3 separate regions of the Mus musculus genome follow, and all the other regions are linked to region 3. Evidence: chromatin loops called from intact Hi-C (ENCODE). Cell type or tissue: heart. All regions are shown on one strand.

Region 1 (2,500 bases), 340 kb before region 3:
AGTACCATCATCTCCATATATCTTTGAAGGTTCCTGTTGTGTTTTGGAAATTTAAAAAGCAGCCTGCCTAGCTTTTTGAAAGGAAGACCTACTGGAACTTTATTAATTTCTAACAGAGGCACCGTATATATTTTCACTGATGCAAACAGACCAGTGCTAGGGATACAATCCAGGGTCTTGACTGTGCTGTGGGAATCCTCACCACCGAGCTAGCCATCTCCTTCGAAAAGCTCAGGAGGGGAAAAATAAAACACTCAAATTACGCATATCAGCATTTTTAACTTTTCAGAGACCCTCAGTAGGTCTTTTGGCATCTTTCTATAGTGAACTTCAGAACCTGAAAAACAAACACACAGTACTGTTTGAGTTACTGGAGAAAAGGTGTTGAGATGCTGAGCAAATAGGCTCAAAAGTTCTTTAAGTATTCTGAATGTATTTTCATCGGTAAGGGTACCAAGTGGTTAAGGGAAGGGGATGATGTGTTAACTAACGTTATCTGCACGAAGATGTCACAACAAAACACATTATTTTGCACAATATAGGTAACAAAAGAAAAGGGAAGTTTTCCACAGTTATCAACTTCGAATATACGCAGTATTTTAGCACAGTTCATTTAGCGTTAGTCGAGAAAGACTGCTCACTTGCAGTCCCTTTTCAATGTCGTTTACGTTCGCTGGTGGGGTAAGAAAGGTTAGGTGCTAACTTCTTTTGGTAGATCCTTCCTTTGTCAGTTTCAGGGCCAAGCTCCACAACCCTTCGCGATCACATTATCTAGCAAAGGATTTCTTTGAGGCCCTTTGCAATTCACGACCGAACGAAAATTCAGTGGTGGGAGCAGGGGTCTGACACCTGAGGAAATGATCATGAGGGATTAAGAAAAATGACAAGGCAAAAAATAAATAAATAAAAATAACCTAGGTTTAGCTCCACTCACAGGGTGCACGCGAGCTTTTCGTCTTACAGGCGCGAGGCCCGTCGTCCCGAGTCCCCACACCACAACAAAGACACATTTTGCCCAGAGAGTCTCCCCAGGAAGTCTAAGGGTTTCTCCACGCTCAGTAAAGCGACTCCCTGTGTCCCGGGGTGGCGAGGCCTTGTGCAACCCCAGCGGGTTGCGGTTCACTCCGACTCGCGATGGCATTTCTGGCTCGACAGCCCTGAAGGTCCCCAGTGTAGCCTCCGTTCAGTCCTAGCCGGTGCGCGAGGCTATCAAGTTCTACATCCTAGCCTCACCATTCTCACCATGCCACCTTTCGGCTCCACGAGCCCCTCGAAACCTCGGCTCGCCGCAGCTCCAGGGCTCCAACATGGCGGCCGGTCCAGTTCTTCTCTGGGCGCTCTGACCAGAGCATCCTGGGTATTGTAGTTCCAGCTGTAGCCTCTACGTCGCTCCCGGACTTCAAAGGACTACAGATCCCAGAGTGCACAGCTCTGGAGCATGGCTATTGGGGCCGCTCGGACAGAGGGATGATGTCATTGCAAAACCCTACTGCATTCATTGTGCTACGGTCTATCCACCCCCCGCCCCCCCGCTGCTGCTGCTGGGCTCGCTATTGCCGCTCGCTCCAGCTGAGCCCTGAGTAGCAGCAGGACCAGGGCAGGGACTGACTCCAGTCCTTGGACTTAGGACACCGCAGCACCTTCTCTTGCGTGCGTGACTCATTCGTATATCATTTCTTTTTATGCCTGGGGTGGGGAGAAAAATCCCAAACCAGGTGAGTTGAAGTGATTTATTCAAATCGTTTTCCCAAGTTATCCCTCCCGCTTAGTTCTCAAGGCTTTCTTTTGAGAAGATGGGGCCGGGAATGGGGGTATGGATTCGGGAGGTTCTCACCGGCGCTGCTAAGAGCTAAATAGCTCTGTGCAATTTGGGTCACTGCAAAGAACAACTCCTGCAACCTGCCCCCGCCAGAGGACTGGTGCCTGCCAATTTCCTTGCTTCAACTCCCTTTAACCTTTTTAAGGCTAGGAGAGGGGGCTGGGCTGGGAAGGATGTTGGGAAGTGCACTTGGAAAACACGAGGAGGGCAAAGGTGGGGGACTGCAGTCCTGTCATTCCACGACCCCAGTGCTGAGGTTTGAGTGGGAAAGGGTGATGTGTGGGGAGAAATGGAGACAGTAATTTAATGTGGCCGTACTTCTTGAGAACATTTGTGTCGCTTGGACTAGCACACACTATTTTTAAGATGAGCAGGTTTCTCTTGAGTCGCTTAAGTTTCGTAGGGCTTTATTTTATGTTTGTATGTTTGTGTCGTTTGTCTCGCCTTTTCCTGCTGATTTGAGGTGACAGTGTCCTTTAATGGTGCACTCCGTGCCAGTCAGAAATATTTCACGTGTCTAGGGAAGGATCTCTTCGGCTGCTAGAAGCTGCATTTTTGTTAAGCGTTTTCATTTTTTTGTGTTCTCCCGACTGCGGGATTCGGGATGGTTTGGAAGTAGAATTTGTGCTTGTGTGAGTGTTTTAAATTACATCGCGATAGGCTCTTGCCACTGACAATGGT
Region 2 (2,500 bases), 73 kb before region 3:
GCTGGCACTTTAAAGAAGTTACAACTAAAACGGATACTATGGTAAAAGTTGTTTGTGTAGCACATTTAATGTCAAAATTTCAGAATCATTTTTTTCTGATGGTAAATATATTAATGTACAAATTACTAAATGGAAATTGAAATCATAGCAAGCTCAAGTTAAGGGAAGCACACTTCTGTGTATTTCCACACTCTGGAAAAAACATAGTCTCAGGAACTGCAAAAAGTATATACCCTTCTGTGTCAGTCTGACACAAAAGCCTGAAAACAGAATTCAAGCTTTCCAGAGAAAGTATCATGACTCAGTTTTCAATCCACATAGACGTATTTCCTGTCAGCTTTCAAATGGTGCATGGAGCTGCAGGCTGACACTCAACTGAGAAGCATCAGAACCGTGTGTGTTTGTGAGACTTTCAGGGTCCTATATATAGCCCAGGCTCCACCGTTGGACCTTTTTCCCTCTACAGCTTTGTGCCACCAGGTTCAGTTTTCTTTGGTTCTCTGTTTTTAGGGAAATAATACAAGACTCACACATCAAGAAACTTATGTGACAAAGTAGATACAGCCTTTCAAACTGTCTCAATTTTCAGGTTTATGCATGAAGAATGCCTCTCATATTTTGTTTGAACACGGTCATAAAGAACTCACAACCTTAATTTTTCTTGTCTCCCTCCCTCCCAGCAATGGTGACCTAGACCGATGGTCAGGAGGTGGAGATACTGAAGGTCTCTCTGATACTCTGGTGGCAGTCAACATCTCAAGGGGGGCCCATCATTTAGATCTGTGATCCAGCACCCCATAGATCCACAGTCCTTACAGATAGTTCACTTGGTGGAAATCAGACACATGAAGCAATGGGTCTCAAACTTCTGTGGCAACTACAGAAGGCAGCCCTGAGTGACTTTTAAATATCACCATTTTTGCTTTCTCCTTTTAAGTTCCCTCCACCCACATACCCATTCACTTTTAAAATGTTTCTTATACGTGATTACTTTCTCTCATTTGTCATTATATTTGTTGGGCCAAGGCCAAGATACAAGAGAGTGACAGGGGTGGGCACAGACATCCCACCCAGGTGACTGCTCCGGCCTCACTGTCTTTGTGTCATCATGGCAGCTCACAGGCCATAAGATCTGGCATGGCTCCTCACTGCCTTTCACCAGAGGGAGAGCCCCTCTCCCAGCAGCAGGGAGGTCTCCTTGGTTCTGAGGCTGAAGTCTCTCTGGCCCATTGTAAGTCCCCACTCCTGCCACAAAAGGGAAAGCAGAAGCCGGGTTCAAAACGCTGCAGCTGCAGCTGATAGAATGTGGAATGCCAGTCCCGGAAACCGGGCTGCTTCCTGTGAGCTCACTCAGTGAGTGATTCTGAACTGGGCTGCCATAAAGAAGAAGGCAGAGACCTACCTGCCTGTTGCTTCTGTCTCCCTCCAGCTGTTGGGAGGTCAGTGTGCCTGGGCTGGCTGCTTTTGGAAAGTCCTTTCTTTATCTCTTTCCCACTTGGCAGCTCTCCTTAGTTCTGGGACATTTGCCACCATGGTACTGCCAGGAAGGAATCTGGCCTTGTCCTGTTCCATTTCTCTTTGTTTCCAAGGTCAGTTTTGTGGCAATTTACTTAAATTATGCCAGCTTAAGAAAATCACTGTTTGGTCTTTCACTTTAAATGGGAACAGGCTCGATGTTGTGGATAGTTCAGTAAAATAGACCTTTAAATTTGATGAGTAAGCTTTTCAAAGATCAGCATGTATTGCTTGTTGTCTTTAAATAATATTTTGTCTTCTAATAGTTGCTATCAGCATCATTAAAGCCTTAAGCCCTAGGATACAAAACAGCAGAGACGTGGGTACTTTCTCGTATGGCTTTCAGAAGACAAGCAGAATAATTCATGCAGCCGACATATTTGACATTAATAAATGGCAGAACCTTCCCATTTCCAAGGCTTGGAGCTTTCAGGCAGTTCTTACACTGAGACCTTTCTTCCAGGGGCTTTTTTCTAGGATAGGGAATAAGGTCAAATTCAAGTCTTTCAGGGACACAGGGAGACTAACAGTTTCTTCTCTGCCAAATAAGTTCTTTTCCTCCGCAGTTTCTTTTTTATTTTCTCAGTAAATTTCTTTTTACCTGTCTTAGGGAACATATAATGCTTTAAAAAAAAGTATACTCGGGCACGGTCATTTCAAAGCCAAAATCTCGACTAGGAGATTGCTGTTTCTCTTCCCTGGCTCCAGAAAAATCTGGGTCTTGCTGTGGAAGCCTTTAGTTCTCACTCTAATGAGCTGTCAATCGAAACAGTTTGGGTAGTGCTTTGTTTCAGCATTAAAGAACTGTCTATTGGGGTAGGCATTACAGTTAAGACAATACTAGTCTTTGTCTACTAAGAAGTTATATGATACAGCCATGGGGCTTTGATACAGGGCATTCTTATTTTTTATTTTAGAATTTTGGCTTTTTTTTTTTTTTTTTTTTTTTTTTACTTATTTAGAATCCTTAGAAAAAACTTTTGAA
Region 3 (2,500 bases):
CAGTGACCTGCACCATGATAACTAAGAGAACTTTGTTGTGTGCACGAGGCTTTTCTATTGTGGCGTCAGTTAATCCTCATGAATACTGTGATGGAGAAGACATATCAAGGAGTGCAGCCATCTCCACGGGTCTCTTCTTTCATAGCAAATGCTCTATGTGCCCAGTGAGGTGGGCAGCCTCACTTGTGTTGTGATGTAAAAAAGCTAACCAAAGCAGAGCATGGTGAGATGGTCTATCCAAAGCCATGTACCCAACAGAGCAAGGATTTCAGTCCCAGGCTGTTTACTGGATAGGCTTAAACTAAACCAAGACCAAGTCTTTTCTCAGTGACCTTTCACGATGGACCGCGTTGTTCATTTTCTCCACCCCAAGAAGAATGAATGTCTGGTTGAAAGTGTCCTAGGAAACGTGCAGGTGATCACTCGACTACAGCAGCACTGCGTGGGGGGCAATCTACGTGGCTTCAGAAGTAGAAAACCTAAGAGGCCAGAGCTGTCTATACACCCGGGACTCTCTCCCATCAAGAAGTGGCTCAGGGAGACTGACTTTTTTCTTATTTGACCTTTGGGCCAAGGGCTGGCTTTGACTTAACTTTAAGCTAGTAGTAACTTCTACCAATCCAGCAGTAGAAGCAAGAACATCAGACTTGAGGGTCCTGGGAAAACTGATCAGAATCTTAGGATCAGAAGTAGAGTTTGAAGATTCAAAGAGACAGGGCCAAGAGAATACAGATTAATCAGTTTGGGAATGGCTTTCTTTTCTGACTGTACTAGATGTGGCTATGGCCAATTCTCCGAACTTCTCAGAAGTCTAGTTTCTTTTGCTGAATGGTAACAAAACATGTAGTTCATGAGGCTGTTGGACAGGATTAAATGGCATAAAGTCATTAAATGGGCAATGACCAGTACAGAGCGATTCCAGGAGCTGGTAGATGGTGGACCTCACTGCTTCCAAAACTGGAATCGAAACCCAGATTTGTGAACTCGCTTAGGGACAGTGTCCAGGGCCAGGGTGTGGTTTTACAGAAGCCTAGCTGGGGTTGGAACACAGGCTTTCTCCTCACCCCTGGCGATTGAGGCCAGTCAAAACAAATGCCCCGGGGCACAGGGAAAGGAAAGGGTTAAGGTCTGAGAAAGCTCGGAAAACAAGAAAAGCCCAAGTTTCCCGCCCCCTTTATACCCACTACCAAAGCCTGGCTACGTAAGCCCCTCCTCTCCGCTACCGGGGCGGTCGCCCTGCACTCCCTCCCTCCGCCTCTGGCTTACAAGATCTAATGAGCTCCCCCGGGAGGCTGAGCCGTGAGCCTGGGTCGGAGCGAGCAGACAGCGCCTCGCCTGGGCTGGAGCGGGCCGGGTGCGCACGGGCCGCGCTGCGGACGGCCGGGGAGCCGCAGCGATGGCGGTGCAGGCTGCGCTGCTCAGCTCGCACCCCTTCATACCCTTCGGTTTCGGAGGCTCCGCGGACGGGCTGGTGAGCGCCTTCGGAAGTCTGGACAAAGGCTGCTGTTTCGAAGACGATGAGAGCGGGGCGACCGCGGGAGCGCTGCTATCGGGGTCCGAGGGCGGGGACGTGCGCGAGGCCACCCGCGACCTGCTCAGCTTCATAGACTCGGCGTCCAGCAACATCAAGCTGGCGCTGGACAAGCCAGGCAAGTCTAAGCGGAAAGTGAACCACCGCAAGTACTTGCAGAAGCAGATTAAGCGCTGCAGTGGCCTCATGGGGACTGCACCTCCGAGACCCGCGTCCCCGAGCGCTGCAGATGCTCCAGCCAAACGGCCTCCGGGAGCCCCGACCGTCGCGACCCCAGCGCACTGTAAGGCCGCCCCGCGGAGGGAGGCGACCCAGGCTGCAGCTGCCGCCAGCCTGCAGAGCCGGAGCCTGGCTGCTCTTTTCGACTCTCTGCGCCACATCCCCGGGGGTGCAGAGACGGCTGGCGGTGCGGAGGCGGTGTCAGTCCCGGGCCTCGGAGCAGCAAGCGCTGTGGGAGACGGGGCGGGCACCGCGGTGAGCTCAGTGGCTCCCGGCACCAGGAAGGTCCCGCTGCGTGCCCGAAACCTGCCCCCGTCCTTCTTCACTGAACCATCCCGGGTGGGCTGCGGCGGCGCCAGCGGCGTCCCATCGGGCCAGGGCGTGAGTCTGGGTGACCTGGAGAAAGGGGCGGAGGCCGTTGAGTTCTTTGAGTTGCTGGCGCCAGACTTCGGCAGTGGCAACGATTCGGGTGTCTTGATGGCCGCGGACCCTCTCGATCCGTTCCCCGCCGGAGCCACGGTCCTACGGGGACCCCTGGAGCTGGAGTCAGGCCCCTTTGAGCAGCCGGCGATGGTGGGGAACCTACTATACCCCGAGCCCTGGAACACCCCCGAGCTGTCCTCAGACCAAGAAGCCTCCTGTGGCTGGCGTTCGCGGCGGCGTGACCTTGAACGAGCCTGTGCGCCTCCTGTACCCCACAGCCTTGGACTCTCCAGGTGGGGAGGACGCGCCAGCCTTGTCTTCTTTCAC

The links. Peaks named below come from ENCODE experiments on the same cell type or tissue, not always from the same donor. Only the 100,000 strongest peaks of a DNase experiment are listed, where the experiment ranks them.
Region 1: a loop joins it to region 3, with 2.0 times the contacts of the local background. A loop is called at or near these places in 3 of 42 quality-filtered maps.
Region 2: a loop joins it to region 3, with 2.9 times the contacts of the local background. A loop is called at or near these places in 2 of 42 quality-filtered maps.

The regions. Positions count from the first base shown.
Region 1 is chr7:92,740,128-92,742,627 of GRCm38, forward strand. It overlaps Rab30 (RAB30, member RAS oncogene family), which reads left to right and starts at 1,587. Exons shown (of 5, transcript NM_029494.2): 1 at 1,587-1,715. 4632427E13Rik (RIKEN cDNA 4632427E13 gene) reads right to left here and starts at 1,332. Exons shown (of 2, transcript NR_015510.1): 1 at 935-1,332; 2 at 579-849. In heart, a CTCF peak has its summit at 1,409; a DNase peak (open chromatin) is centred at 1,494; H3K4me3 peaks cover 2,500 bases; H3K27ac peaks cover 2,398 bases.
Region 2 is chr7:93,005,630-93,008,129 of GRCm38, forward strand. It overlaps the pseudogene Gm31663. Among named protein-coding and RNA genes, the nearest start is that of Fam181b, 73 kb to the right of the region's middle. In heart, a CTCF peak has its summit at 1,428; a DNase peak (open chromatin) is centred at 1,432.
Region 3 is chr7:93,078,625-93,081,124 of GRCm38, forward strand. Fam181b (family with sequence similarity 181, member B) reads left to right here and starts at 1,255. Exons shown (of 2, transcript NM_021427.2): 1 at 1,255-2,361; 2 at 2,363-2,500. The coding sequence starts at 1,397. In heart, a CTCF peak has its summit at 1,298; DNase peaks (open chromatin) are centred at 1,297 and 2,067; H3K4me3 peaks cover 1,683 bases; H3K27ac peaks cover 1,540 bases; H3K27me3 peaks cover 1,441 bases.